4 separate regions of the Homo sapiens genome follow, and all the other regions are linked to region 1. A link is a loop called in an ENCODE intact Hi-C map of the cell type or tissue named here. Cell type or tissue: CD4-positive, alpha-beta T cell. All regions are shown on one strand. Region 1 holds the start of LINC02299 (long intergenic non-protein coding RNA 2299). Region 2 has its middle 90 kb from the start of PAPOLA. Region 3 overlaps ATG2B (autophagy related 2B). Region 4 overlaps PAPOLA (poly(A) polymerase alpha).

What was found. Peaks named below come from ENCODE experiments on the same cell type or tissue, not always from the same donor. Only the 100,000 strongest peaks of a DNase experiment are listed, where the experiment ranks them.
Region 2: it touches region 1 in a loop (2.3-fold over the local background); 36 of 110 quality-filtered maps call a loop at or near these places.
Region 3: a loop joins it to region 1, with 7 times the contacts of the local background. A loop is called at or near these places in 3 of 110 quality-filtered maps.
Region 4: a loop joins it to region 1, with 11 times the contacts of the local background. A loop is called at or near these places in 69 of 110 quality-filtered maps.

Annotation. Positions count from the first base shown.
Region 1 is chr14:96,738,344-96,746,343 of GRCh38, forward strand. It overlaps LINC02299 (long intergenic non-protein coding RNA 2299), which reads left to right and starts at 2,848. Exons shown (of 4, transcript NR_146552.1): 1 at 2,848-2,868; 2 at 5,818-5,926. RefSeq lists an enhancer at 2,514-3,014 and a silencer at 3,350-3,399. In CD4-positive, alpha-beta T cell, CTCF peaks have their summits at 3,247 (motif pointing left) and 3,450; a DNase peak (open chromatin) is centred at 3,238; H3K4me3 peaks cover 441 bases; H3K27me3 peaks cover 2,328 bases.
Region 2 is chr14:96,588,745-96,596,744 of GRCh38, forward strand. No RefSeq gene overlaps it. Among named protein-coding and RNA genes, the nearest start is that of PAPOLA, 90 kb to the left of the region's middle. RefSeq lists a silencer at 3,887-4,066. In CD4-positive, alpha-beta T cell, no CTCF peak of the experiment used is centred here; a DNase peak (open chromatin) is centred at 4,017; H3K4me3 peaks cover 1,206 bases.
Region 3 is chr14:96,292,334-96,300,333 of GRCh38, forward strand. ATG2B (autophagy related 2B) reads right to left here. Exons shown (of 42, transcript NM_018036.7): 35 at 3,149-3,227; 36 at 2,627-2,834. Among named protein-coding and RNA genes, the nearest start is that of BDKRB1-AS1, 28 kb to the left of the region's middle. In CD4-positive, alpha-beta T cell, CTCF peaks have their summits at 4,652 and 4,880 (motif pointing right); a DNase peak (open chromatin) is centred at 4,908.
Region 4 is chr14:96,563,026-96,571,025 of GRCh38, forward strand. PAPOLA (poly(A) polymerase alpha) reads left to right here. Exons shown (of 22, transcript NM_032632.5): 22 at 1,930-4,091. The coding sequence ends at 2,025. Among named protein-coding and RNA genes, the nearest start is that of PAPOLA, 65 kb to the left of the region's middle. In CD4-positive, alpha-beta T cell, a CTCF peak has its summit at 4,438 (motif pointing right); a DNase peak (open chromatin) is centred at 4,456.

The DNA.
Region 1 (8,000 bases):
AAGGAGACTGCAGGAAAAAGCAGTTCTGCTGCTGAGGTACAACGTAGCATAATGTTGTTTTTCAAAACACCACCAGTTCTGCCTTCCCCTTTTAATGGTATTCATTTTCCTTCTTAGAAAAGGGGTTAAAATTAGTAGGCACATTTCATATTAGCGTATTTCATGCAATAAAGCATAAATTATTTAAAATAACACGACCTTTTATCTTGCACCTTTTGAAGGAAGCAAATTAAAAATGTAAATTGGGAGCTAATTAATATGCAAATGTATTCATTCGCAGTTAACAATTAGCAATTAAACCTGCAGTGTCTACAAAGAGCACGGACAAAATTAGTAACTTAATTTATCATTAAAAAATGAAAACGTACACAAAATTTTAATTGACTTTCAAAATATTTCCCCTGCTTTTTTCCTTTCATTTTTTAATACCAAAAAAAAATTTTTTTAATATTATGCCTTACCTCTACAGATGAAATTGGGTACATGCAGTGTTCAGGGGAGTTCATTAAATAGGATTGGAGAAAAGCATGTTAGGAAAAGTTTGCCTTTTACATGAGGTATTAAAAGATGACATTTAAGAGTGTTGACTTGTGTTGCATAGTCGAGTTCAAGAGAGAAATAAATACATAGATTCTCCTGTGTTTGGGAATATAGAGATGGCAGAGATTTGTAGAGATAAGGGGGAGTATATGCGGCTTATGCACATAGATGTGGGACCGGCTGTGTGTGTGTGTGTGTGCGCGCGTGTGTGTGTCTACACCTTCTAGAAGACACACAGCAAACGTACAGGGTCATTTAAATGCTTCTGGTTCAGCTTTGAGAATTCCAGTACAAAACAGTTGCATGGAAAATCAGCAACAAATAGCTTAAGATGTAAATAAGATACTCTCGGTTGATCATGAGACACATTAGCATTCTATGTTTCATCTATCCCTCCTCACTACAACCCAGACACACATATTTTCCACTTTCTGTTTTCCTGTAGAATTTAAAGAGCAAACCTTTTGCATATTTTCCTGAATTTGGGGTTCATTTGCTGCGTCTCCTCACCATCAGCCTAGCTCTGCCTGCAGATGTAGCCTTATATTTTTACACACTCCCTTTCTAATGTCATGCAGCATAGGAAAGAACCCAGCAAACATAGGATCTGTTGCTTGCAACCTTATTTTGGTTATTTAAACAGCACCTGCTGCTCCAGCTCCATTGAGAGCTTTAAGTTTCATTCACAAGTGTTTTCTTTTGGTTTTTCTTGCTTCAGGGCTGACTCGGGGCGGCTGCGCTGCGTTCTCTCCCCTGTGAACTTTGCTCACGTTTTGGACTGGGCAGCATCTCGCGGTCTGCTCGAGCGGGCTGCCCTTCTGCTTAGAGCTGGACAGTGTTCTCGTCTGCTAGAACGGGATTTTATGGTCAACAGGACATTGCCATGTGTCACTGCAACACTTAGAGGGTAGTTTGAACTGGGATTGAAGGTCTGTCTGGCTGCTTTCCCCGGCAGGCCCCAAACTGGCTTGGATGCAATTGAGCCAGCATTTTCCAAGGTACTCTCATTCACAGTCATAAGGGACAAACGCATCTCATGTGAAAAACTCAAAGGCCAAGGAGGCCAGGGCATGAAGTATTAAGTTGATTTTATTCGGTTTCACAGAAGGCAGTTCTGTCTTGTTGACTAGCAACATTGTGACAAATTGTTCTCGATTAAATGCTTATTATGTGTTTATTTAGCTGTTTGCCTGGAACTAGAGAAGAAAAAAAAATGTGTTACAGTGTATGGCAATATTCTATCCTTTCATAATTGTACCAGAGAAATATGGCATTTTCTCTCCTAAATTTGTACTTATTTCGGGCTCTCTCACACTCTCCTGACAAGTCTGATACTCCAGAACTTCCCAACAATAAGAGAGACCAGGGAAAACAAACAAAAAAACTTGGTTTTAATGGAAAATAAGAGAAGAAGCTAAATATAGCTCTTGACTTTCACAGAATTGTGATTCAGATCTGCTAATTTCTATTTGCCTGGGAGAAATTTTAAGAGTCTCATCGCACCCCCCCCCCCCACCGCCCCCCGCCCCATGGCCATCCCCACCTCCCTAGACTGGAGGGCCCGGAAATAATGACTGGGAAGGAGTTTACCTGTCATCTGTGACACACCCGAAAGAAAGGTTTTTCAGCCAGGGACCCAGCTACAATGCCCAGGCTGGGAACTGTGTGGTTCAGAGGTTCATAGAAGGCATTTAGGAACCAGCTTATAAAAATTAATGTTTTCTTCTTTTATAGGAAATATGCACCATTCTATTTCAGTATGGAAAAAATACGGACCTTGTCACTGATCATTTTTCATGGACTATTTATTTAGGTTTTGAGCAGCTCAGAAGCCTTTTTATTCCTTTTGAGCTCCCCTTGGGATGCTGAAGAGAATAAAGATTTCTCCCTTCCAATACCGTGCACACATTTCACTGTGGGAACTGTCACCAAACTAAACAAAAAACTGAGTCCAAGCACCTTCCACCTCGTTGGCCAAAAAAGACCCAAACGGCCCTCATATTTTTATTTTTGCTTGTGCGCCTGCGATATTAAGCAGCTAACAACAATCTGAGAATTAAGTTACCACAATTAGGAATTAGAAGCAGGTGGCATAATAATGGCGCTTTTTTCATTTCATTTATTAGCAAAAAGAGAGAGAGGAGCTTCATTTATTTTCATCAGCGCCTCAGTAAAAGCATAGCAATTTGCAACACAAAAATCATTTCAAGTACCTCAGCCTTGTGCAAACCTTTTTTTTTTTTGTTGTTGTTCCTTTAAAAGCCTTTTAAAGTTCACCACCTCCCCCGCCCAACCCCATTCTGAAAGGACGTGCGTGTGTGTGGAGAGGTGAGTACTGGTGGGATCAGACTATTTCTCCCCCAAAGCAGTTTTGGGGGTTCCATAACCCAGGGAGCGAGGTGTGGGGCATCTCCTGCCCTGCCTGCCTCCGCCTGTCTCTCATTTAGTTTTGCACCGGCTTGTTTCAGTCTTGCAAAGATTTAATGCAGGGGCAACCTCTCTCCAAATAAATAAAGTGAGCAACACCTCTTTGCATGGCACCCTCCCATCAGCCATCCGGGCCAGCGCCTCCAGCACCCCACTGCCCGGCTCCGCGGCACCCCACTGTCCAGCCCCTAGCACCCCACTGCTGGTGCCGACACCCGCAGGCCCTACGCTTTTTGCGTTTCTACCCGCCGCTCCTCGCAGACCTGGCGCGGCGCAGCAACCTTTGCGCGCCCTCTAGCGTCAGCATCGGGGATTACCACGAGCTGGCCCGCACGCCGCCGCCGCCTCCAAGCACCACCCGCCCGCGGGAGAAGCAGCCCGGGCTGCAGCAGAGGCTGGGGGGCGAGGGGGGCGAGGGGCCGAGGGGGTGCCTGGGCTCGTGCATTTACACGAAGTCCCTCCGAGACGGAGGCGGGCGTGGGTGATTTTATTGCAAACTTTGGGGAGCCCCTTCCTTGGCTGCGGCCGCCCGCTGGTGTTGCCCCCGAACCCTGGGCATGGGGCGAGTGGCCCAAGCCCGGACCCTTGGAAGTGGCGCGGCGGGGCTGCCTTTCCTCGGGTGTTCGCGGCTCGGCGCGACCCTCTCTCCCGTCTGCTCCCCGCCGCTCTGCTCGCCCCCTCCCCTCGACCAGGTTCTGGCTTTCTGGCCTGTTCCGGCCTGGGGGACTCCCTTGTCCTGTGCCTCCCCATTCTACTCTCTGTCCACATACCCCTGAGTCTCTCTTTTCTCCCTGTTTGATTTATTTTAGAGCAGCGGATCACAATTTCTGACTTCCACTTTGCTCTGTCTGCCTTTCCCCATCCTACAGCATTCTCGCCGTTTGTCTTTTTTTCTTCCCTGTAACTTTTTCTTCTCTCTCTCTCTCCCCTCCCTACCTGTCTCCCTCCCTCTCCCTCCCTCTCTCTCCCCCTCTCTCTCTCTTTCTCTCTTTTTGAGAGAGTCTCCCTCCAGGCTGGAGTGCAGTGGCGCGATTCCGGCTCTCACTGTCGGGTGCCCGCCACTATGCCCGGCTAATTTTTATATTTTTAGTAGAGACGGGGTTTTTCCATGTTGGCCAGGCTGGTCTGGAACTCCTGGCCTCAACTGATCCGCCCGCCTTGGCCTCCCAAAGTGCTGGGATTACAGGCCTGAGCCACTAGGCCCTGCCTCTTCTCTCCTTTTCTGTTTCTCAGCCTCCAACTTCATATTTCTGTTTATATTCTTTCTGCCCCCTGTTCCCCAGGGAGTTTCACAGAAGAGCCACAGGCCTCTAGCATAGTCATCTAGAATGCCAGCCACCTCTTTTCCGTCCAGCGTCTTGGAATTAGTCTCCACTGGATCTTGCTGCCTGAGCTTCTGGTCTGCAGGGTGACAGGTGCCTTCTGCAGCCCCCTCAGGCCAGGCTTGTTTTTGTTTGTCCTTTGCTTTATAAACACAGACAAATAGCCGTTTATTTGGAATTCACTGTCCTCATTGAAGAGGTGGCATTAGGTGAGTGTAGGAATGGTGATGGGGATGGGATACCAGAGTCCAGAAGGCCGTGGTCACGGAGAATCCTCCACAAGCTCCCAGAGTTTGGACTTTCCAGGACAGCCTTGCATCTTCCCTGCCGATCGGGCAGCCTTGGAACCTGGCACAATTTTATTAAAGATATGTCCAGTTTTAGTGGCCACCAAACTTTTCAACGGTTGTTGGTATTTGAGAGAAGTCTCCATCACCAAAATAATAAAAGGAATTCAGATAAAACAATGAGTTAGTACATGAACCTATGGAGTGAGGAAAGATTACAATAAAATCAAAGGCTGGTGAGGGAGGAGAGAAGACAGGATGTGCAGTGGCATAATCTTGGCTCACTGCAGCCTCAACCTCCTGGGCTCAAGCTATCCTCCCACCTCTGCCTCCCAAAGTGTTGGGACTACAGGTGTGAGCCACCACACCTGAGCTTTGGGGGTATAAATTGGTAAAAAGAAATTTGGCAATCTGTATTAAGAAACTTTAAGATACTCCCACCATTTTTTTTTTTTTTTTTTTTGTGATGGAGTCTCTCTCTGTTGTCCAGGCTGGAGTACAGTGGTGAGGTCTCCACTCACTGCAACATCTGCCTCCTAGGTTCAAGCAATTCTCCTGCCTTAGCCTCCCTAGTAGTTGGGATTACAGGCATGTACCACCACCTCCGGCTAATTTTTATATTTTTAGTAGAGACGGGGTTTGGCCATGTTGGCCAGACTGGTCTTGAACTCCTGGCCTCAGGTGATCTGCCCGCCTTGGCCTCCCAAAGTGCTGGGATTATAGGTGTGAGCCACCGTGCCCAGCCAGATACACATATCTTTTGATCCAGTAATTCCACTGCTGAAAATCTATCCCAAAGAAAGATTCTGAAACGTGGAAAAAGCTGGAGAAGTAAACCAAGCTGCCATACTTGAAAGAGAAATTGGAAATAACCTAGATGTCCAACAAAAGTGGATGACGATTTGAGTAAACCAGGGTCCACCCGCCACTTAAAATTGATGCTGCCGTGGAGAACCATGTTGGTAAGAGTACAGTAACCTGGGAGTGCAGGTGATCGCGTGCTGAGACAAAAAGCAGGATTCAAAGCTGAATCCACAGCATGATCACGAAAAAGATGCTCCACAAAGTAAAAGTTACACAGAAAATACCCGCACAGTGCCTGTCTTTGTATGGTTGGAACTATGGGCAAAGTTTTTCCTCCTTTATCCTTCCACTTCTCTTTTGCCTTCTAATTTTCTTGAAAGAGTGAGATTTTACTTTTAGAATAGAATAAAAGTCACCTTTGTTTTTCCTTTTTAAAGTGGCTGTGAAAGCGACACGGGCTCTGTGGGAAGAGAAGTAAGGAGGACTTCTGGGAAGGAAACGAGGTTCTCGGATGAGCAGGGGCTGTGATATGAAAGTGATCAAGAGGTGAGTGTGTGGGGGGTAGGGACGGAGCATGGGTTTTGGAGAAAAGTGTAGCTAGATTCCAATCCGGCTTCCACTCCATGAGGTGGGGCTGTGCTGGGCTCCACCAAAGGCTTGCTGCTGCCTTAGCTGTTAAACACGGGCTTGGTTTCCTCAGCAACTGACCCGAGCACTGTGTATCTGTGGTCATCACCATGCTCCTGTGTGCTGATGAAACAAGGAACATACACAGTACAGTCTCACTGGAGAGAAAGCTACTTCCCGATGGGTGTCTTAGCCCAAGCCGGATGATCTGTGGGCCAGCACCTGAGCACCTGAGCAGTAGTTGCAGCCCTGGGCTTCACCTGCTCACACAGGGCTGTGTTTGGACAGGTGCATCCCAAAGCGTGCTCCATGGAGCACTGTCCCCAAGATGGTCCAAAATGCCTTGACACATGTATTGAGCACCTACTGTGTACCAGGGCTGTAAATTCCTCAAGGGCAGGGAGCAGATCACCCAGCAAGGGTCTCACTACAGGGCCAGGTGTGGTGGCTCACACCTGTAGTCCCAACACTTTGGGAGGCAGAGGTGGGAGGATGGCTTGAGCCCAGGAGGTCGAGGCTGCAGTGAGCCAAGATTATGCCACTGCACTCCAGCCTGGGTGACAGAGTGAGACCCTGACCAAAAACGAAAGAAAGAAAGAACAAGCTAATGAACGAAAGAAAGAAAGAAGAGAGAGAGAGAGAAAGAAAGAGAAGAGAAGAGAACAGAACAGAACAGAAAAGAAAAGGAAAAAAAGGCTCAGCACAGTAGAGGAGCTCAACATCTTAACTTTCATTCATTCAACCCATCCTTCATTTGAGGCTGATCCTTGGTGAAATTGGGACATTGAGGAAGCTTATTTTAGCTGACCCTTCATCTTCCATGTCACAGCTTCTCTTCTCTTGCTAGAAATTCATCCTGCCTCCCTCCTTCCCTACAGTGCTAGCTAATAGAACATTCAATGAGGATGGAAATGTTCTAAAACGTGTGCTGTCCAATGTGATTGCCACTAGCCACATGTAACCACTGAGCATCTGAAATGTGTCTAGTGCCACCAAACTACTGAATTTTTAATTGTAATACATTTTAATCTAAACCAAATAGCCACATATGGTTAGTGAGTACAGTATTGGACAGCACAGCTCTGTAAAAACCTGTCCTCAGTTTTGCCTCTGGTCTCACTCAAACTCAAATCCATCTTTTGTGTCCACCCTGTGATGAGCCCTTCAGGCCTTGCTCTAGATGTCACTTCAGTGGCATGCTGGAGTCGGCCTCCACTGGCTGGCACCAGCTTGCACCAGCTTGCAGGAGCACATGTTTGCATCTCTTCCCAACCTGCAGTGACTTAACATTGGTAGCTTGACATCAGCAGCTATGGAAGCATTTACACCATGGGAATGGGCAAACACTACACATCAGGTCTGTTTCCCCCCAGAGCCAGTCATTAAATGGCAGCGTTTACACCAGGGGAGTGGGCAGACACTACACATCACGTCTGTTTCCCCCCAGAGCCAGTCATTAAATATTTTCCAGTGTATCCATGAGTCACAGGGCCAGGACTTGCATTCCCCACAGACTGAGTGTCTCCTCCAGCCTTGCTCACCCCCATCCTGGCTCTGCTTTATTCACCTGGCTTCCCAGTGTCAGGTTGGGCTCTTGGACTGGGATCCTGTGGCTCCCAGGGCTTCCAGTTCTCACTGGACTCTCACGCTGCAGTTTTATGTCTGCTTCCTCCATTAGTTTTATAATCTTTTGAGAATAGGTAGCTCCTGTGACCTGTGAAGTGCTGAATCCCCAGGGCCTAGCCCATAGTAGGCAATCAATAAGTAGGTATGGAATAAATAAAGACAGCATGGTGGAAAGAGTGTGCAACTGGGAGCCTGTATCTGGGGCCCTAAGTTGGAATCTTGCTCTGCCTGTTACCAGCTGTGTGACATTGAATCTGGCCCCTCTGTGAGTCAGTGTCCTTGCATGTTACACAGGCATAACAATCCCTTTCCTGTCCACCTCGTGGGGATATTGGAAGGGTCACGTGACATATAGGAGTGCTTTAAA
Region 2 (8,000 bases), 150 kb before region 1:
CCCCTCCCTCTCTGCATCGACACCTCCATTTTGCCCAGGCGTTCACAATTCCAGGGGTAGTTTCCTGATAATTCAGCTGAAAATTTCCCCGGCTCAGTTCTGTTTCCCTGAGTTGCCCCCCTGGGCTTTTCTCTAACAACTCGGCTCCTTCCTGAGGCCGTGAATGGGGCGCATCTCTGCCCACGTCACTGTTCAGCCAAGGTCGGCACATTTCCTGTGTTCATTCTTCTTCATAAATCACATCTCCAGCCTGCTAATCGCCGTGGACGCATTTCGAGGGATGCTTTGCAATTTTCACTGGCTCTGGTGTTGAGAGGTCCCCTGGCTGCTTCTAGGCAAGCCAAGGGCTTTCCCTCTAAAAAGCCGTGTGTCCCACATCCAAGTGCATACGCGGGTTGAGAGGGAAGGAAGTGGATGAAGCAGGCCTGGAGGAAGATGCTGAGGGCCCGGGACCTGCCCCCGGGAGGCAGCTACTTCTCAGGCCAGCCAGCTGTCTCCATGTGGGAACCAGGCCCAGCATTTGCAGAGGTTATAATTTCTCAAGGGAAGCTGCAAATCTGTGCTTTTATGTGTAATTTCCCACTTAACAAAAAATGCCAGCAACAAAATAAAAATTGAAACGCCGTGGAGACCAAAATGGTCTCTCACACCACCAGACTGTGACTTCTGTCCTGGTAGATTAATAAAGTGACAGGGTGTTAGGCCACTTAGAGCAGGGTGGCCTAGCGAACAAACACAAGGCTGGGAACCAGAACCCATAGGCCTGGATCTGGTCCTAGCCTGGACACTGCGTGATCTTGGGCAAATAAAGAACTGAGTCTCTAAAAATTCCTGTTGTCCACAGTCATCTTCTTAACCCTTACAAGAATCTCATAAGGTGGAGCTCATTATTCCTATCTTGCAGAAGTGAAAACCCAGCTCAGAAGGCAGCTGCAAGAGGGCTGTTGGTTCCCACAGGCCAGCTTGCAGCTCTGTTTCTGGGGTGTTGGGGAGACTACTGTCTGGGCGAGCAAGAGCTGGATCTGTCTTCAGCAGCTTGAGCCGGTTGCAGAGTCCAGCATTCTTCAGGGTCACAGGTGGCTTTTCCTCCTCTGGATCTGAGATTTTCTCTCTGCTTTCCCTGCCCTCCCCTCTCTATGCTCAGCATATTTTATTTCTGTAGCTCCATATTCTTGCCATGTCGCTGGTTCTGGGTGATGTTTCAAACACTGTTGGCACTGGGTTAGAAATGTCATTATCTAACTCAGAAAAGCTCCAAGAGGAATGTTGTGTATACGCATCTTCTCCCCATGAGCTTGTCTCTGCCTTGTGATGAGAACTATGAGGGCGTAGTCTTTGTTGCTTTCCAATCTTCGATGCTCTTTCCTTCACCTAAGACGCTGCTTTCTGAAAAGAGAGAGATTCCAGAGCTCAGCCATTTAGATCCATGAGTTCTCGGCACTGGTTCTTCTTCCATTTTTGTTTTGATAATAGTGCTTAGTAGTGATAACAGTGATACACTGGAGTGGCCCCTTGCTTGCCCAAGGCCGCAGGCTCTGAGGAGATCGCCACAATTTGTAAGAAGCTTTGAGCTTTTATACTGTTGCATAAAACAGAAAAGGGCAAGCTGTGTGTATGCTCCCATTTTACAGATGGGAAAACAGAGGTCATGCCTGGTTAAATAACTTGCTCAGTAAACCCACCTAGCCAAGTAATAAGTAAAACTCATTTGGCCCAAATGTTTGATCTTAAGGTCTACAGTAGTGGCCTCCCCCTCCCCCGCTTAACCTCGCCCCCACTTGCCTTCGTTGGGGCATATTCACTCATTTGGGTTCAGAAGCAGAACTGACATTCTCCTAGACATTGTCATCTGGTGCTTGCTCTTTGTTCTGTCTCTGCATGGTCTCTTCTTTGGGAAAGGTCCTCCAACTACTGAAATATGAAACCAGGAGTGGGCCAGGGGAGGGGAGACGCGTGTCTTGTGCTAGGGCTGGATCTGACTCGCTGTGAGACTTTGGGAGTTTTTCCTCACTCTGGGCTTTGGTTCTTTCTTCTCCAAAGGGTGTGGGGGAAAGGAGAAGGGCTAGCCCGGGCTCCAGGAGGCAAATTGGTCACATATAGGCAATTGGTTCACAGCTACATTTGAATTGGTTGCCAACCTTTAGAAACCAGGAAATGTCAGGTCAAGAGCTAGCTCACCACCTTTCTTGAAGAAGAATATGTGGCCCCTTCACACCATTAGGCTGGAGGGAACATTTCCACTTGTCACCGTCCCTACCTGTCACTCCTCTCAGTGACACTGCCTGCCTGGCCCTGCAGGCCCTGGGTGTGGGACTCCTAGCTCAGTGGCTTTCAAGGACCCAGCATCCAGTCCCAGGGGTCTCATTCCCTCTGAGGTGGGCACCCCTATAATCCTCATTTTCAGATGAGGAAACAGAGTCACTTGCAGTTTGAGTGACTTGCCAAAGGTCACACAGCTGGTCAGCAGCAGAGACAAGACTCCCCCTAGGCTTGTAGACTGTGGGGTCGGTTCTCAGTTGCTGGAAAACAGATCTTGGGATTGAGTTCTTCCAGCAACACAGGTGTGCTTCAGCTTAAGAAGTTTTGAGAAAACTTGATTTATTTTTATTGTTATTATGGAAACTTTAAACATGTGCTAAGAGTAGACAGACTCATGTGATGAACTCATGTGCTCATCACCCATTTCCAACAATTTTTATGGCCAGTTTTGCTTAATCTGTGCACCCGCACCCCATTATTTAAAAACAAATGGGCACCAGACATCGTATCCTTTCATTTGGGAAGATTGTAGTGTGTCTCTCTAAAGGGAGAGGGTTCTTTTTCAAAGTATAACTGTAATATTACTGTATTGTCACACTCTCCCCAATAATAGAAAATCCTTAATTATGCAGGGCAATTTCAGTGTGAACTTACACCGCTGATATGTCTAGAAAGGATGGCCATCATGCTTGCTTTCAGAACGAGCCAGCAGCACCCCAGCTTTGGAATCTGAAGACTTGGGTTTCAGTCTTGGCTTCCTTATTTTATTTTTATTTTATTTTATTTTATTTTATTTTATTTTATTTTATTTATTTTATTTATTTTAATTTTTTGGAGACCGAGTCTCACTCTGTCTCTCAGGCTGGAGCGCAGTGGCGCGATCCCAGGTCACTGCAATCTCTGCTTCCTGGGTTCAAGCAATTCTTCTGCCTCAGCCTCCCGAGTAGCAGGGATTACAGGCGCCCGCTACCACACCCCGCTAATTTTGTATATTTAGTAGAGACGGGGTTTCACCATGTTGGCCAGGCTGATCTCGAACTCCCTACCTCTGGTGATCCACCCGCCTTGGCCTCCCAAAGTGCTGGGATTACAGTCGTGAGCTACCGCGCCTGGCCAGCTTCCTTACTTTCTAGCTGTGGGACCTCAGGCTGGCCACTAGATCTCTGAGCCTCAGTTTCCTTATCTGGAAAATGGGAAGAATCCTAAAATTTATCCATCTCAAAAGGCTCATGTGACAGTCAAGTGAGAAGGCGTACATGCAAGGTATCCTGTCAAATTACACAAAGTCGTGATTTTAATGGAGGAAAGCAACATAAGTACTGGGTGGTGGAGAAATACTTTTGGGTCTCATCTTGCTGAGACTAGGTAGGAAGCAGAATAAGAATAGCCCTTCCTAGGCGCCCACCGGAATGCTCAGCGCTGCCGCACAGAGAGTCCGCATCCGTGCCTGCCACCGGCCTAAGTTATACCCGGAGCTACGACGACTTATGAGATGGGCGACTCTAGGACCCTCATTTTCCAGACGAGAAAACGGAGGCACCTGCAGGTTCAGTGACTTGCCCAAGGTCACGCACCTGGTCAGCGGCAGAGACAGGACTCCCCCCGCCCGGGCCCGCGGATTGCCGGGTCGGTTCTCAGTCACCGCACAGGTGCCCTGGAGAGTGCGACCACCCCCTGCCCTCCGCCCCGCGCCGGCCCTCGGCTCAGTGCCCCGCCCTTCCTGGAGCACGGCCTGCGCATGCGCGCGCCCCAGGGCCCAGCCCTGTTCCTGCTCCGGCTCCTGCGGGGATGGATGCTTCACGCAGTAAGCGAGTAAGCGAGCCCTGGAGACCGGGGCCCTGGGTGTGCGGTCGGCTCAGTGCCACGCGGTGAGATAGGCATGGTTATCAACCCACGCCAAGGCGGTTGTGTACCTGGCATAGAAAACACTGCTGTTGAATGTTGTTTCCATAGTCATTCGCCAGCGTCCACTGATGAGAGGTGCCACCACGGACACCCGGCCTTGCTCCGTCGAAGCTTTGGTCCATTAGGACCAAAGTCAGGCCCCAGCGGGCCTCCCTGCCATTCCTGGACGGCCTCGCGTCCTCCCAGAGCCTGACCTTCTCTTATCTCTGCAGCCTAAGTCGCGGAAGCGTAGACACCCGGCTTTTCCCGCGTGCTCTATCGGGCTCCCCTGGACACGGAGGGTGGAGCAGAAAGAGCAGAGGGGCCGGTGGGAGCCATGGGGAGTCCGCCTAGCTCCAGAGGTAAGGGCGAGAATGGCTTCATCCTCCCCCCTTCATCCTCCAGGCCAGCCTCGGACCCAGCAGCATCCTGCCCAGGGGGCACCCCCACCTCCCTGGATGCCAGCCAGAGCTGGAGAATATTCACGACCCAGAGGAGGGCCTGGACTCCAGAGAAGGGACCCCCTTTCACAGTGCACTCTGTGTCTGTGTGGATCTGATTTCATGTCTAGTGACCACTATTTTTATCCTCCCAATTCCTAGGACACCTTACCTGGATCCGCCTTTGTAGCCTCCTCCTGGCTCTGGGGGCTGTCCTGTGGGGTCCGAGTAGCTGAAAGACAGCCCCTCCATGTGAGGAAGCCCCCAACTGGGGAAAACCCCCTCGTGGACTCATTCCTGTCCCTGCATGTGGCCTTCACCTGACTGTCTGCATTGAGGCATCCTCTGCCAAGAGCAATTTCAAAGTGGCAGGTCTTGGGAGATGGGGTGCTGTATTTGGGAGTAGGGGCGGGGAAGGGTTGAGGTGCCCTGGGAAAACTGGAGGAAGACATTTTTAATGCTCTTATGAGGCTGGGAGCAGAGGCCAAGAGGGGCAGAGCAGAGCAGGGGTGAGGAGAATGAGGCACTGGCCTGGGCACAGAATTGAAGGGGCACCAAAAATCGCAATCATCAAGGGAAATCGTATTTTAATGCCATATTTTAAAACTCAAAATTAACAAAAGGAATCCATGATGAACGAACTATCAACATTTCAAGTAAAGACAGGATCTGTTTCATGGATATCTCCTTTTGCCTCAGGGTCCAATATGGAACGGCATAGTTGATTCTGTCTTTATTTAAAATTTTTGGCGGCGCGCGGTGGCTCAAGCCTGTAATCCCAGCACTTTGGGAGGCCGAGGCGGGTGGATCACGAGGTCAGGAGATCGAGACCATCCTGGCTAACACGGTGAAACGCCGTCTGTACTAAAAGTACAAAAAAATTAGCCGGACGTGGTGGCGGGAGCCTGTAGTCCCAGCTACTCCGGAGGCTGAGGCAGGAGAATGGTGTGAACCCGGGAGGTGGAGCTTGCAGTGAGCCGAGATGGCGCCACTGCACTCCAGCCTGGGTGACAGAGCGAGACTCCATCTCAAAAAAAAATGATAATAAATAAAATAAAATTTTGATTTTTTGTTCATCGTGGATTTTTTTCCCCATTACTTTTTGCATTAACATTATTTATCTTGAATTCTGGCTGCTCTTAAATTCTGCACCCAAGGCAAGTGGGCTTCACTCTAGTCCCATTCCGGGAGGACGGTGGATTCGTGAGCATTCGGGAGACCACCACAGGACCCTTAAGCTGCTTCATTGCGCAGTGGGATCCCCTGTAACCCCAGACTTCAGTAATAATCCCACACAGAAAGGTCTTACGTGAGTGTTTTCTTGTGAAAATTAAAGGAAAGTGCTGCTTTCAACATCTGCCACATTTGCAAGAAGAGCAAAGGTGGCCCATTTGAGACCACCCTTGAACTAAACCATCCAGTGAGCCCCTGAGGTCGGGACAGAAGTGGCCATGACCTTCCTCAAGCAGGGACTGTGGTGGAGCCCACCTTATCCAGCACAAGGTGGCCTGCTGACTTCTGGTGACAGTGATGCCAACTTCCTGGCTGTCCAAGGTTCAAATCTTGGTCTTAATCCTCCTGGCCTTCTCTCATCAATGGCCAGAGCCACCCTAGCTAACAAGGTGCCCAGGGACTCCGGGGTGGGAGAAGTCCAGCTTCTTCTTAGCTGAGGACATTTGAGTCTCGTCACAGCCCCCAAAAGAATACTCATTTTTGTAGCTGGAGGGCCTGGCCTCTGTCTATCTTTGCTTTTCCAGAAGCTGACAAGTACCTGCCGGAAAAACTGCCTCTTTTCCCTCCCGTGCTTGGAGCAGGCATTGCTGACAGATCACAGCTGCTGGGCCCAAAGGTCCCTTTGCACGCGGGACTTCAGGAAGTTGCTGCTGACCTATGGGAGTTGGTGCAGAAAGATGAAATTTGTTATCCTTGGCTGTATCAACTCTCTCTCCTCTCCTTGGTGGTGATAGTTTTGTTCTTAAAAGCCTCTTGTGAGAGAATTTGTGGATGAAGAACCTGTAAGATCACAAGTGAAACAATTTATTGATGTCAATAGATTTATACACGTTCATTAAGAATCAAAACTAAACTAAAACATCAGTCTGACTAAAGAGACCACCACAGATATTTCATATGCTGTACATCAGTAACAAAGGGTACCAAATAGTTAATATCCATGTACTAGTCACATGAGAAATGTTTTAGGGTCATTGACCAGTGTAGTCAGTACAGTGGTCCCATGGTATTTGTGGGGGATTGGTTCCAGGAATCTCTTGGACACCAACTCCGTGGATGATCAGACAATATAAAATGTGGGTCAGGTGCGGTGGCTCATACCTGTAATCCCAGCATTTTGCGAGAATCACTTGAGGCCAGTTCAAGATCAGCCTGTGCAACATAGCAAGACTCCACCTCTAAAAAAAAAAAAAAAAAAAAAAATTAGCCCAGTGCAGCGGTGTGCACCTGTAGTCCCAGCTTCTCATGAGGTTGAGGTGAAAAGATCACTTGGGCCCAGGAGTTTGAGGCTGCAGTGAGCTGTGACTGCCACTGCACTCCAGCCTGAGTGACAAAGCAAGTCCCTGTCTCTTAAAAAATAAAATAAAATAATAGCATTTGAATGTAACCTACACACATCTCCCATATACTTTAAATCATCTGTAGATTGCTTATAATACCTAATACACTGTAAATGCTATGTAAATAGTTGTTATTCTGTGTAGTTTTTAAAAACGTGTATTTCTTATTGTATTTTTTTGTTTGTTTTTTGTTGTTTTTGGAGACAAGGAGACAAGGTCTCACTCTATCACCCAGGCTGGAGTGCAGTGGCACCATCTCGGCTCACTGCAGCCTTGACATCCTGGGCCCAAGCGATCCTTCTACTTCAACCTCCCAAGTAGCTGGGAATACAGGCGCTTGTCATCATGCCTGACTAATTTTTGTATTTTTGTAGAGATAGGGTTTCACCATGTTGCCCAGGCTGGTCTTGAACTCCTGGGCTCAAGTAATCCTCCTGCCTCAGCCTCCCAAACTGCTGAAATTACAGATGTGAGCCACCACGCCCGGCCATTATTGTTGTATTTTTATTTTTTTTCAAACATTTTTGACTTGCGGTTGGTTGAATCTGTGCGTGTGGGAAGCATAGATACTGAGGACTGTAGTTTCACCAAAATGCTTCCAGTCACTGTGCCTTCCACCAGCTCCCTCACACATCTGGGTGCATGACGTGTCGTGGGAAGAGTGTGGCCTCCAGGGCCCACCAACCTAAGCTTCAATTCCAACTCCACTCCTGCGGACCAGTTACTTCCTTGAGGTCCATTCTTCTCATTTGCAAAATGGGAGAACAACTTTTCCTCAGGTTGCTGGGAAGATTAAACAAGATCGTGATTCAGAATGCTTAGCATGTATGCTCATGACACACTT
Region 3 (8,000 bases), 450 kb before region 1:
TTTTCTTAGTTACGTCTATATAGTGTAGGAAAATAAAAATAATACTAACATAAAATGTAATAAAAACCTTTTCTCAGTTTATGAAATAATGTACACTTACAAAAATTTATTCTTATATATATTCACAATTCATTCAAAGAATAAATTAATAAAAGCAACCTTCAAGATTAAACCAGATAGTCATGACCAAGAAATATAAAGAGAAGGCCTAAGGAATTATTTTGACTGTCTGGTAAAACAGAGCCAGCAATCCTGGCATGAACCCCAGGTTCATCTATGACATGCAACTGTGGGCAAGTCACTTGAACTCTCTGCTGCTCAGTCTTCAGAAATTGTTAAAATGCCACCTACATTGTTAAATTTTGTGAGAATCCTTGAAACTAATGATTCTAAGTAAACAGAATTATCGACAAACAAATATAGGGAACGGTGTGAGAATGAAATTATAATTATACAGTTGTCCCTTGGTTTCTGAAGTGGATTGCTTCCAGGGCCTTTATGGATACCAAACCCCTTGATGTTCAAGTCCCTTATATAAAATGGGATAGTATTTGCATATATGCCACACATATCCTTTCATATACTCTAAATCATTTCTAGATTACTTATAGTATTAATACAATGTAAATGCTGTGCAAATCATTTTTGTATTTTTAATTTGTATTATTTTTATTGCCTTTTTTAATTAATATTTTGGTTGAATCTCAGATGTAGAATTCCAGATATAGAGGGCTGGTTGTACACTGATGGTACACATCTAACAAAATGATCTGGCTTCCAAAAGTTGGCTGCAAACAATGTTTGGAACTTGAAACACAGTTTTCCCACAGAATTAATGTTGGTGGTTACATCCTAAGCCATCTCACCAAAGTCCACTGCGCCTACAACAAAATGGAGATGCTATATTTACACCAATCACTACCAGAAGCCTCAGACCCCAGGTCACGCCCATCCCCTGAATACTCAGCTCCACTTGGCTGTCGGGCCAGTGCCCTCCAATACTCTCCTTTCTCACTTTTTTTTTCTCCATGGCACATATTAATAGGACAAACCATTTATTTTAATTATTTGTAATCTCAATTTGTAAACTCAATTAAATATTTTCTCTACTTTGTTCATTTGTGCCTAGATCAAAACCTGGCATACAGTTAAGTGCTCAGTAAATATTTGTAAAATGAATAAATGTTTGGAGGAAGGGGGCTCTCATGACATTACTAAAAACTGTACTGGATTTTCTGGATTAGAGATAAGAAAATCTGTGTTCTAGTTGTGCCTTGGCCACGAACTGTGGTCTTGAGCAAGTCAACTAATCTCTCTGGGCATTCATTTCCTCATTTGTAAGGTGTGTAATTTAGACTATGGCACTGATTAGGAGCCTTTGAGAGTACAAATGAAAATCTATAAGCTATTCTCAATATTTTAAATAGTCTAATGGAAAAAATAAACATTTACCTAAGTAAGTATAGGGCTTGTGTACTTTTTAAACGTAAATAAATGGGTAACCCTACTTCCTCTGGGCTAAAAAAAAAAGGCAAAATTCTTTGCTTTCAGGCCCATGTTTACAAAAACCAAATTGGCAGTTTATAAATGTGACTAATAAAATAAGAATGCATATTATCACTTAAGATACATGTTTTTGTAAAAATAAAAGGATCAATGTAGGAAATTAATTTTAAAAGGTCCTTCTTTGGCGGTGGAAAGATTTAGAACCACCAGGAATCATCTATTCCAAGATCTTTCCAATTATCATATTCCATTTTTTCTACCTATTTTCATCACTATGCAAAATATTTAAAACGTGACAACCCTTCCAATTAGTAATACTGCTGACTTTGGCCCATGCCTAAAGTCTAACTTCAGAACCTAGAGAGAAAGAGAGAAATCAGCAACCCGGGACATATGAGAAAGCAGCACAGAAAATCAGGGAAGATGTAACTGCTCCTCATAACAAGGGGGCACTGATCTTCAGTCCCTTCTCTTTCCCATAGGGCCAAGCCACCATCCCTACCATCCAGTTTTGGAAAAGAAAGAAGATGAGAAGAACAAACAGGTCTGTAAATGAGGAAACTGCAGTGTGCTGTGCTCGAGCTGGCCGAGCCGTTGGGCAGCAGTCACAGCCGACGGCAGCAGCACAGCGGACCTGGGTCTCTTAACAGTGCCCACTGAGCAGGGAGGGAAGGGTCAGGAAAGACACATAACGACTGGGAAGGGCAGACAGAGAAAATAGGTAGAAAATCCCCACAAGGGAAAAGACAGACAGGCATAGCCAGGTTGAGATACATAAAGGAAAAAAAGCAAAAGGATGATATCCTGCTGGGCTGGTACAAACACACCATAACAGTGCTGGAAAGAGGGGACAGAGGAGAGAAAAAGAAGGAAGAAGCTAGAAGAAAAGGAAATTCCTGCCAGAGAATTGAAAGAGAGACGAATTTGGAACCAGGTTACTATGTGCAAATAAGGGGGGTGCAATTAGATGGGGACCACAAACAGATAAATACACCAGCTGATGATTTGGCAGTGCAAAGAAAAGCTGACGGAACCTCATGATTACCAGCACACATACATCACAGAACAATCTTCAAAAGTCTAAAATAACTTCATTTGTTATTAAAACTAAATTAGTTACCTAAAAAACACAGGCTGATCCCTAAAAGATGCTTCTTCAGCAGAGAAGTTCTTCTCTTCCATGCCATTAACCACTTCCACTGAATTGGCACTATCATTTTGGGAAGGCTGTTTTGGCCCAGAGAAAGAAATAACCAGATTTGGCTCCTTTGAGGTACTCAAATGCCTTGGCAAACTGCAGGTGACATCAGCTCCAGGAGACTTTTTAACTGAAAATGTAATGTGCATGTTTGAAAAATTAGATATGCTTCTTCTTAGCAAACATTTAAATCAATCTTGATCTAATTTGTTTTTCTACATTTTATTTAATCAAAATACGATTCTTGTTACAGAGAAAATTTGCTTTCACCTTTTAAATTATTACTTTTATATAAACAGTATTCGCGAATCAACAAAAATAAACACAGAACACATTTATGTAAGTGGGAATAAATATTGTAAGTACATTCTCAAAAAAGCCTCATAACAATTAAAATCAATCCAAGTACTTGGTATAGTCTTTTCAACTATACATATTTAATACCTTCTGGATCTGGAGTCATTTGAAGCTCTACTTCTGCAGAAAGACTTGTGAAGAAATCCTTCAGGAAGAACAAAGCATCCTAAAATTAAGAGATGTAATTTTAACTAAGGAAGAAAAGAATCACCTATTTCTAAAACTATGAAACAAAGTATCTTAAACTCATATATTTTACTCATTGTTCAAATATAGCTACAATTTATTGAATTCTTTCTCCATGCTAGTCATTATTCCTATTCTTCCCCCCACCACACACACACACACACACACACACAGATACACACTTCCCTTTTAATTCTCATAACTTTATGAGGAAATTAATTTATAGGTATGAAAACTGAGAGACAGAAGTTAAAGATTACAAAAGTAAAAAGGACTAAATCAAAGTACATTTGAGTTTTCTTAGAAATGGAGCACTCTCACTCTTGGCCCTGGCTCTCATTCTGCATTGTGGTGATATTACCAACAATCATGTGCTGGACACTTTTTTTTTTGAGACGGAGTCTCGCTCTGTCGCCAGGCTGGAGTGCAGTGGCACAATCTCGGCTCACTGCAAGCTCTGCCTCCTGGGTTCACGCCATTCTCCTGCCTCAGCCTCCCAAGTGGCTGGGACTACAGGCGCCCGCCACCATGCCCAGCTAATTTTTGGTATTTTCAGTAGAGACCGGGTTTCACCATGTGGACACTTTTAAGTGTCTTCAAAGTTCCAAATGACTTAACTTCTGCTTTTCATACATTATATTGCCTTAATACATTTCATCATTGAACATGATATTCAAAATAATGAAAATAATCCATTCAGTATGGTCTCTCCTGAAATTACATAATTACAAACAAAAACTGCATGGCTCTGTCTTCACTTTGTACGTACATGCCATATTTGCCCATTATAGGCAGCTTCGTTTTGCCTATCTCACTCAAACTGACAAATATATCTTCGAGGATATATTTGTATATATGCCTGAGCCTGATCTTATTCTTTCCTTTCATAATCCTAAACTGGCCGGGTGCAGTGGCTCACATCTGTAATCCCAACACTTTGGGAGGCTGAGGCGGGCAGATCATGAGGTCAGGAGTTCAAGACCAGCCTGGCCAACACAGTGAAATCCCGTCTCTACTAAAAACACAAAAAATTAGCCAGGCGTGGTGGCAGGTGCCTATAATCCCAGCTACTCAGGAGGCTGAGGCAGGAGAATCACTTGAACCTGGGAGGCGGAGGCTGCAGTGAGCAGAGATCACGCCATTGCACTCCAGCCCAGGCGACAGTGCGAGACACTGTCTCAAAAAAAAAAAAAAAACCCAACAACAAAAAACCTAAACTAATATAAAACATTAATACTGTGCCAAAATGCAATGTGAAGGGTCAAAATATTTAGTGGCACGCCAAAACAGTTTGACAATTCCAAAAGCTCTGTCTACTGATCACATATCTCAGAAGTACAAATGATGCAAATGAGAAGGATATCCTAGGTAACATGCATATGGGAGACTAAGCAATGGACTGCAGCACAAGCAGGTGGTTTCGTCAGTAGTGGAAATATTCTGATTCTGAAGCGGGGTAGTGGGTTCATGAATTGTTCATTATATTGTTATGCTTTACATATATATTCATGTATGTATTTTATGTATTATTTCCATCATACACATTTAATATATATAATTCATATTATACCAAATATTACATGTTTACAGTTTAACAGCATATAAAATGCTATTCTTTGGCCACTAGATGGTGATATTTTAATGCCATAAATGGTGGGACTCCATGATTACCTTCAAAAAAACAGCAAATTTTCAGGTATCAATTTCCTCTTTAAAAAAAAAAAAGGGAGACTAAAGATACAATGGTTTCTACTCATTTTTCACCACAAATGCACAAAACAACAGATAAAGAGATGCTAATCACCAGCTTTTTTTGTTTTGTTTTGTTTTGTTTTGAGACAGAGTCTCGCTCTGTTGCCCAGGCTGGAGTGCAGTGGCACGATCTCGGCTCACTGCAACCTCTGCCTCCCGGGTTCAAGCAATTCTCCTGCCTCAGCCTCCTGAGTAGCTGGGATTACAGGCACCCGCCACCAAGCCCAGCTAATTTTTGTATTTTTAGTAGAGACGGGGTTTCATCATGTTGGTCAGGCTGAGTCTCGAACCCCTGACCTCGTGATCCACCCGCCTCGGCCTCCCAAAGTGCTGAGATTACAGGCGTGAGCCACCGCACCCGGCCACTAATCACTAGCTTTTTAAAATGTTCTCAAAATTTTTTGATTTTGGTATTTATGCTAAACTCTTTACAAATCAGTAAGACCAACAACTCAATTTTATTTTATTTTATTTTACAGATGGGGGTCTCGCTCTGTCACCCAGACTGGAGTACAGTAGCATGATCATGGCTCACTGCAGCCTCCACCTCCTGAGTTCAAGCGATCCTCCCACCTCAGCCTCCTGAATAGCTGGGAATATAGGCAGGCACCACCATGCCTGGCTATTTTTTTTTCTATTTTTTGTAGAAACAAGATCTCACTATGTTGCCCAGGCTGATCTTGAACTTCTAGGCTCAAGCAATCCTCCTGCCTTGGCCTCCCAAAGTGGTAGGATTACAGGCATGAGTAACCCGCACCCGACCCAAACAACCCAATTTTAAAACTAGCAAGACACAGACACTTCAGACACACAAAAGAAAATACACAAATGGCTAATAAGCACATAAAAAGATGCTCAGCATCACCTGTTACCAGGGAAATCCAATTTAAAACCACAGTGTACACAAAGCATCCCAGCTAAAATTTTAAGAACGACAATACCAAGTTTGGCAAGGCTATGAAGCAGCTGCAGCTCTCATGGCTATTGGTGGGAATATGCAATGCAACAGCCACTGTGAAGAATTGTTTGGCAGCTTCTTAAGAGAGCTCAACATATACTTATCTTATGACCCAGAAATTCTACTCTTATATATGTATTTATTCAACCAAGAGAAGTGAAAACGTATGCCCATAAAAAGACTTCTACATAAATTTCCTAACAGCTTTATTCCTAAGAGCCAAAACCATGGAACAACCTCAGTGTGAACCAGCAGGTAAACAGATAAACCGTGGTATATCCACAGCAAAATCCTACTCAGCAATAAACATCACTGTGGATACATGCTACAACATAGATGGATCTCAAAGACTTAACGCTAAGTACAGGAAGCCAAGTACAATTCCATTTACATGAAGTTGCAGAACAGGAAAAAACTAATCTATGGTGACCAAAAGATCAGTCAGTAGTCACTTTGGGATGGTGAAGATGAACTACAAAGGGACATGAGTGACGTCTTCACGGTAAGGAAAATGTTCTATATCTCAACTGGGGTAGTAGCTACTCAAGTGTGTAAATCTGTGAAACCTCCATTGAACACTTAAAAGCTGTGCATTTTAGTGTATGTAAATTATACCTCAGTGCAATCAATGTTTTTAAACTTTAAAAAATTGTTTATGCTAAACTTTGACTGTAAAATGTCTAGTTTGAAGATCCTATGATAAAGGATATTAATACTGCACTATGACTTACAGTGTTAAAAGAATTCCTTTTAATGTCATACTCAAGCAATGAAGCAATAATGATGAAAAACACAATTGTGCAAACTGGTGCTGCTCCATGTTCATCCTATAGAGCCTGGTTGAGCACTTACTTATCTTCCTTAGCAGAATGGTCTCCCAGTCCCAGTCCACAATCAGAGTAAGGCTTTTGGTATCTTTACAAAAATCTTCACCTGCCTAGCTCCACTGCACTCCTTAAGGCCCACCTTGAATGTCACCACCTCCAGAAAGCCTTTCCTGAGCATCCCTCACCCTTCCAAACTCCCAGTCTAGGTTAAGAGCCATCTTCTGGTCAGGCATACCATCCCATGCCTATCTGTATCACTTGTACTCACCACAGCACATTAAAACTATCTCTTTTATGTCAGTCTTCTATAAAGAGATCCTTGAAGATAGAGATGTCTTATTCATCTTTGTATCCCCAGCATCCTAATATAAAACTTGGGACAAGGCAGGCATTCACCAAATGGTCTTGAATGAATTGATACGCTTTCCCGGCAGAGTTCCAGGCAGTACAAAACTAAAATGGATAATAGGCTAGCAGAGTCAGGAAATCCGGCCCCCTTCCTATTTTGAATCTCAAACTGCCTAGCTGTATGACCTCCATCATCCACTTATCCACCAGATGGAACTCATTCCATCTGCAATGCTTACTGCCTGCCCTAAGGGAACACTGAGCTTTGGAAGCAGTTGCACTTACCTTCAATGGCAATGCAGCTTTTTCAAAAACATGAAAGAATAATGTGTTGCTTTCATACTTAACATGATTCAATTAAGAAGAATAAGTGGGGATGTGCTCGGTTAGAAAAATAATACTCAAAGCATTATCATTCACCAACTGATTTGTTTTCACAAGAAAAAATAAACAAAAATATTTGATTTTCTACTCAGACGACCATTTACTATCCCAAAATATGGTATAGCAATCTTAAAAGAGGCGAACTGAAAAGAATTTTTGTGTCAGGTGATATACCTCATTAACGCTTACATATTTGTGGTGTGGCTTTGTTTTCCTAGCTTTTATGTCTTAATGAATTATTTCTCATTCTTCCTCAAGGTAGTCATAAAATTTATTTCCCTGATGGTTCTAAGATTAATAACTCTCCACTTTAAAATCATAATGCTTTATAGTTCTAAATAAGAAATTGTGTTCAATATTAAATTTAAAAGTCTATTAAAGAAAATTAGGGTGGGCACAGTGGCTTATGCCTATCATCCCAGCACTTTGGGAGGCCAAGGTGGGAGGATTACTTGAGCCCAGGAGTTCAAGACCAGTCTGGGCA
Region 4 (8,000 bases), 180 kb before region 1:
AACGTATTTATTGTAGTTTTAAGGCAGGGCCCTGGATTTGACGGAACCGTTCTCTGGGACTGTTTCGATGTTAACCCATCCCCTTATATTAATATATTATTTGATACTGCAAATCATTTAAATTCTCACTAGTCATTTACACAGGGTTCATATGTAGGTTTTATTTGTAGGTCAAAAGTGAAATTAAAACTAGGAATGAACTAAAAAACATTCTTCGTGGATTTCTTTTGCAAAGGCTAATATATTTTTATTTTAAAAATGTATTTCTGCCTTATTTTTCCACTACTGATTTCAGTTAGTTATTTAATATAGCCCATAGCTCTTCAGAATTATGTTTTCATTTGTCCTAGCAATTCTACTTGTGACAGACCCTCACATACAGAATACAGTAGGCATCTGGAATCTTTTTTCATTGATTTGTGAACCTTCATTTTGTTGAATAATTTTTTTCTTGAATCCTTTCACATGAATGAACCCTAACATCTAGCTCAAATTCTGACACAAAGTAGATATATTCTTTAATAGATGATAAAACTGGTTAATGTCTACAAAGTAACTGAGATAACAACTGCTGCTGTACTGATATGATACTATGTACTATGATGATATTTTGCTGCTCCTGTGCAGCTCCGAGTTATTTTAACGTGATCATTTAAACATGTGCTTTTGCTAGATGTTAACTTTTATTGACTCTAAAGATATATAAATATTATGTTTAGTTTCTGAAATACCTTTTCCATAATCTAATAAAACTTTAGGGGGAGTAACTAACATCAGGAAGTATGCTTAATATTGATACGTGGACAAACTTGTTTATCAGTCTTAAACTGTCCTGTGATTGTGATTGCATGTTTTTTGGTTTGCCACATACTCTCGGGACTTATTTTCATAGTTTTGTCTTACTGAATTTATCCCTATAGTAATTAGTACCCATGGGTATTTGCCTTTTAGATATTTTTATGAGTGAGTAGAATTTTCTTTCTAATGAAAGGATTCATAGAGCCATAGAGAGAAAAATCACCCAGTTATGTAAGAAGAATGATTATGTTGATTTAAAAAAAAATTCATTCCTATCTTTGGTAATGTTAGGGGCGTACTTATTTCTGGGGAGGTGATAATATTGTGGCTATACCTAATAAAGAGTTCTTATTGTTTTGAGATAAATCTGGAAATATTTATAGATGAAATGATAAGATCTCTAGGATTTGCTTCAGAATAACACAAGGTGAATTGAAAGTGGGAGGACAGTGGCTTTGATTTGATAATTGATGAAGCTGGGTAATGAATACATGGGGATGCATTATACAGTGCTCTCTACTTTGTGTATGTTTGGAATTTTCCATAATAAAACTTTTAAAGATCCATCTCTGTATTTTTTTAGTGTTAAAGAACGCTTGTGATTTAATCTAATTAATATGAAAATAATCTACCTAAAATTTAGGATGATTAAATTATTGCTTAGCTGTATATATTTGTTTAATTTACAGTGTCAGAAAATAATAAATTTACTGCTGCTTCTGTATATAAAATGAGCTTTGAGTATTCTCCCACTTGGGGGTGCTCCAATACTAGTTAATATTACAGCTATTAGTGTTGTAATAAGTGAATACAGTTTAGCAGTAACTTAAGCATTATATGATAGGTGATTCTTAGAGGAACAATTTTAAAAACTATTTGAAATTACTTAGGAGTTTTTAAAATATTATTAAAATATACCTATTTGAAAATTCCTTTGTTGAACACATTATTTGTTGAACAAATAATGTGATAGGCATATTTACATTCCATTTTGACAACATTATAGAGTTTTTAAATTTGTAATACTTTTCTTCTTAGAAGGTTTCTTAGGAAGTAAAGCAATGGAAAATACATCTCATTGTTAAATTATGGTGCTTTGAACAATGTTGTGTTCTTTGCTTTCATTCTCAGAAAACATCCAGTACAGACCTTTCTGATATCCCTGCTCTCCCTGCAAATCCTATTCCTGTTATCAAGAATTCAATAAAACTGAGATTGAATCGGTAAAAACAACCTCAGGGGTCCATAAACAATATCTGCCAACTCAACCTGTTGTCTTCAAATGCTAAAAAAGGAGAATGGAGGGTACAAGACTAGACATGACTGAAATGGATTTGGGTTTTTTGGTGACCTCCCTTACTGGGCTAATCAGCACTTGATCGGAAGTCCAGGTTAGTATGTGAAGCCAGGAGTACTATTATTATTGTGTTAGCAACAGTTGCATTAACTATTTCAAAAATTACTGCCTTTAAAAAAAACAACCTCAAGCTATATTTGTATTCATAATTGACATCTGGATTGGGTTTATGTTTGATGCATTGTTTGGAAAATTTGCAATACAAACTGGCATAAGAATTACTTATTCTGATGATGCACTTTTATGTATTTTTCATTAGAAAGTAGAACTAATTTTAGATTTTCAGCTTGATGGATTTTCAGTTTTTCCTGAAGAATTTTCTTTACCATTAGTCTTCAAATTGGATACTGTTGTGCAGTGGTGTACTGTTATACTTCAGAGAAAGGGTAAGAGTACATCTAGTTCAGTTCCTATGAGGTAGCTGTAACCCTTAAAAATGAAACGTCAACTCTAGGGTACATTTGACATTGAAAGAATAGTTAGGAAATAACTTGGTTTTGATAGGGTCATGATTAAGAAATGATATATTGGTTTTATTTATGGAATTGTTTTATAGTGCATACAAATCAGCGATCAGCCAGCAAATATTTTTCTTTGAGCTTGTGAAAGCTCTGTGTTCTTTTGCCTTCAATCTGTTGTCTTCAAAACAAACAAACAAAAAAAGCTTCTTGCGCCTTTCCCTCCCCTGTTTTCTTCCTTTTTCTTTTTGCTTGTATGCACAAGGTAGGACTTACTTCGTAAGAAACAAAATGCCAGTATTTTCTTAAGCCATGATGTGAAACCAATGACCCTGTGACCACATGGCACAGAACACTAAATTTTGGTCCCATGGCTGAAACTTGAGGGTGACTAAAAGTAATGCCTGTGAAACATGATATCTATCTGGGATGGCCATTTGATCTCTAAAAGGAATTTTGTACACTCCACAGAACTCCTATCTATAGTAAAATTGATTTTCAGTTTTAAATGTGGGCAAAAAGGCATTTTCTCCAAGATTTTAAAACTAATTCTTATTTTTAAATGGTTTACCAAAATTTGTCAGTACATTTTACGTGTAGAAGCATTTTAAAAATCATTTCTAGCAAGCACTTGACATCTAGTCAGCTCTCTACTCCTTTATTTTGTTTTATCAAAAGATTAAGAGCTCCTTTCTTTGAATAAAATAATTTCTCATAATTAAGCAGTAGAAGATCTATCTTCACAAAGTATGAGGGATGCCAGATGTTGATAAACTTACTCTTTCTGAATCTGGACAAAGTCGACTTAACAGATTTTTCTGATGAGCATGTTTTATGAATCCTCCATTGTGCTCCATTCTATCACATGTGCATTTTTCATGTTAAACTGCAATTACTTAATCTCTTCCCCTATCCTTCTAAATTAATTTTCTGAAGTTGGAGTGTAGTCTTTTCCCCCTTAGGCTATGCATTAATCGAAGCTTTCTTTTCACCATGACTTTATAATGTCTAGTAAACAATATTTCTACTTCCCACATCTTTGCTTTACACAGTCACCTTGCCCTTCCTTCCACCACCGAAGAAAAAAGATGGTCATACTAACAGGTGAAATGTACAAGGTGTCTGTGTGTTTTGTGTAGCTTCAGAGTTAGATTGAAATTACCAGGCACAGATTTAGTCTTGTCATTTTGTTTACACATTGGGGAAAACAATTCAGTTTATTAAACGTTTCATGTAACTGCACCCAAGTTTTGCCAAGCTGGAAACTTGGACCTTTTCTGTGTAGTGACTTTTTAATTATAGTTTTCATAACCTGGAGATCAGACTGTTGCTTTCGCATGATGTATGTAGTGTCTCATGACTGGAGTTTGCTTTGTTTTATAGTATCTGTACTCCTTGTATTTTTCAAGAGCTATTTTGTAAACAGATGATGTATTTCTCCATTGAAAACACAATAAAAAAAAAACAGCACAATCTCACAGTTGCCTGATTTCTTTTGACTACTACTTTTTTCCAGTAATCATAAGTTTATAGTATGATTCTAAGTGAGGATTTGCAAAAGAATTTGGTTACATTAGAAAAGATTTGTTTCTGGTTAACTTCAGCCATTGGCAGCAGCCTTGTATTTATAGCTCAGATAATAATTAGGTGTTTGTTTTTCATATAATTGATCTTTAGGGAGGAAAACATTAATATAGTTACTATTAATTCAATTTTAGCTCTTCCGTCCTCTAAAGTGTTCTGTGTCTGTAGACACCATACGTTATCTGTATATTTATTCTATGCCTGTGGACAGTGTACTGTCCTTTTCAAAGCATTTAGCACTTTAATGTCAGCAGGTGGCACTGTTGTTTTTCAGTGAATTTAGAATTACAGACCACAACCAACAGGATTCTATGTTTCTTATTTTACTAAATGCAAATCAGATATTGCTTTTCTTAACCCCCCAGATGCTCAGCATTGATACTTAACTCATGGTGCAGGAGCGAGCTGCTCTGTGTATTTTGTGATGGTCAGCTCTTGGGTATGGTTATCTTGTGTTTTGGGTGGAGGGATGGACTCTTTGTGTCAAAGCCATTATTCTGAGGGACATGCAGTTGTTCATATATCATTTCTAAAATTCTAATGTAACCTTCCCTATATATGAAAATGGGAATGTGGCTGCATTGTGGGATAACTTTTTAGTAAAAGCAAAATTTAACTTCTGAGACTGTTCAGTAAAAGGGAAAATATTGTAGGAATTACCCTTATCTCCCTTGTTAACACTAAAAGAATTGAACTGGCTGTACTTCCTCTACTTTGATAGTCATCTAGATGCAGTTTGTATATCACAGTTTCTGAGTTTTATCATCCACGTGGCCTCTTGGCATTTTCATGCATCTTGCTGAATTAGTAAAATTATAATGGAAAGTTGTGTTTTGTGGCTGTGGGTATATTCTAGAATAAAGTTTTTATTTTTCTAATTAACAGGTTTTTTTCCCACCACACAGAAAAATGTTTTAGAGCTCTGCATAGTATTAATTCTGGCTGCATTCAAGGTGGCAATAAATGATCAGCAGCTCCAAGTCGTAATGGATATATGAACAGATAAATCATTAATGTATACAAACTTGTAGATTGAGTCCCAGAAATACTGTTAGTGCACTTAAATTATAAAACTGTTTACCTGAAGCAGCACTGAGCAATCCTTTGGATATACTTTTACCTGTTTTTATTCTAATAAAAATGACTAGTACAAGGAAAATTAGTTGGTTTTTAGCCTGAATTGTATGTTTTGATTTGATTTTTATTTCTCCACATTATTTTGCTTGTTAGCTTTTCTTCAAACCAGTATCACAAATGGATGCTGTCTTCACTCAGACCTGACTTTGGTAAATGAAATATTATGTTCTGTAATAAATATGACCTTCAGTCATATAGAAACCAGTGGTCTGTTTAATATCTATTTCTCATAGAATCAATTCATTCTTCTTTTTTCTTATCAATTTAAAAATTCTTGTTAAATTTTACATAGCTTTTATTAGCACCAAATAAGGAAGATGGCCTCAATGTTTTTGAGCCATGTGTTTCAGAAGTGATTGTACTTCATTCTAGATGTGATTTTATATACTTGGGAAATCATTTCAACTTCTTTTCTTCTTTGGAGACATGCTTTTGTCTCAATATTCTGGGAACATCATTACAGCTGATCAAACCACACAAGTATTCTGTTGAAAGGGATGGAATTTTAAGTACATTTTTTTCTTTCTTCATCCCTTCCCAATTCACAGGCCTTTCCTTAAAAGGGTAGAATTAAGACTAGGCTTAAGTTCACATTTCAGAAACTTTACATTTGTGTGAAAGGTTGTGATTTTAGTTATTGTGCTTTTTTCTGCAATTATCTTTTAATGTTTTTTCTATTTTAATCCAGCTAAGAGTCACACCTACAAAGGGCACAGTTTTTGTTGAGTTTTTAGAGTTTATCTGCTGTTTAAAATGTTAACTTTCAAAGTATTCATACTTTAATATAAATAAGAGTGCAGTCACTTTTTCCTCTGGTCTGGGTATCTTTAAATTCCACCAGTAAGGTGGGAAATGTGTCTATTCAAGTAAAGAACCAGAAGAGTGAGCGAGAGAGACAGAGAGTGAGAGCGTGTGTGTGTGTATCAAAGGATTATATTTTTTGCTTTGATACTTCTAAGGTACAGAATAATGCTTTGTGCCACTAGGTTAGAGTTCTTGTTTGTTATATGTTGTTTTAATTTTTTAATGGTGAGAATGGATTTATGCTCAGCCCTCCACACTCCCTCTTACTGGGTTGCAGAATTGACTAGGGAAAGCCCAAGGGTGTGCTGGTTTTGTTTTTCATTTTGGAATAAATAGAGTCTGGACGCTAGAGAGCTGATTCACCCTGGACTTGAACTCGGCACTGCCCACTTGGTCTAAGCAGCACCGTTCCCTTTTCACCTGAGCACAGGTGTCAGAGCATTAAGACATACTATAGCAAAATGCAAAATTTTGCAACAGTATAAATTCAGTTATGTATTATCAGTCTTAAAATTGTAGAGTCTTCCTCAGTAGTCATTGAATAATACTCTTTTTGTCAGTTTGTTTCTCAAACAAGTCAACGGGTTTGTTATGGTAGGTTTTAGTCTTGGGCTGGTTTTAATGTTACTAGTAGTTAAATGATAAAGTCTCACCTCTTTTAATTACCACACATCACAATATTTGAAACGGTGTAGATGGTATCCTCATTTTTCACATAACCTGGATGGTTTTTATTAGTGATATGATTATGACCTGATTTTTAAAAAATTATCTTTAAGTCTCTTAAAGTCTCTTAAAAATACTTCACAAGCTTTTTAGAAGTATTTCCTTTAATTAATTTGTAGGATGTTATTTTTTGATCCAACAGATTTCATGCTGAAAATATATATTTTGAATAATTCAAACATTTCAGTTTTATGGTTTTTTTTTTTTTCCAGCTCATTGGAGACATTTATCTCAGTCTTGTGTGTTTTCTAATAATGTCATGTAGTCCTAAAATAGTTAAAACTTTTTTTTTTTGGTATAATACTGTTTTTGCCCAAAGACTTCTGGAAGTGCAAAATAACAAAGTTATTTCTGGGGAGTAAGGTGATCTCTGTCTCACTACCGTGCCCCTCTCAATCCCCATACATACACACATATGTGAGTTTTGGGGTTCTTTTCAGTTTTAGGCATCAGAAATTGTGTGTGTGTGTGTGTGTGTGTGTGTGTGTGTGTAAAAACGTAAAATGTCCCAACTTTGTGCTCTTCCTTGTGGATGCTGTCTCTCTCTTGGCATAGCACCCTCCTTAGAAACTTTCACACTGTGTGATGCCTGGTGCTATGTGATTTCCAGAAATCTGGCATGAGAATTGGTCCTTGTTTGCGTTTTCTGACTGCAGTGGAGCTGTTAATAAAGAGATTGATGATAAAGTTGTCGAAAAGAGACAGTTGGGCAGAACTGCTCCCCATGAGTGACAGAGGGCATGATCTGCCTTCACAGCCAAGAAAGTTGCCCCCAGCTGAGAACCGACCATGCCTGGACACTGTGCCAAGACTGTTAGGGGAACTTTACTGCACTATTAGGCTACTACCTCTCTCTCTGTCGCTTTGGCTTACTTCACATTACCATTTTTTTCCTTAAGTTCTTGAGATGCTCAGGACAAATCTCTGCATATACAACACACACTTTCCAACTGTAAAATAATTATTTTTGAAAATTATTTAAAGCACTCAGTTCATCCTAATTTGGCTTTTATAGTAAAATAGTACAAGTTTTAAAAGTATTACTACAGTTTTCATACAAAGCCTGCCTCAAGAATAAGCATTGGCTTCAATAAGCATTGGTTATGGGATATTAGACATTTTAGCCATACTTATTG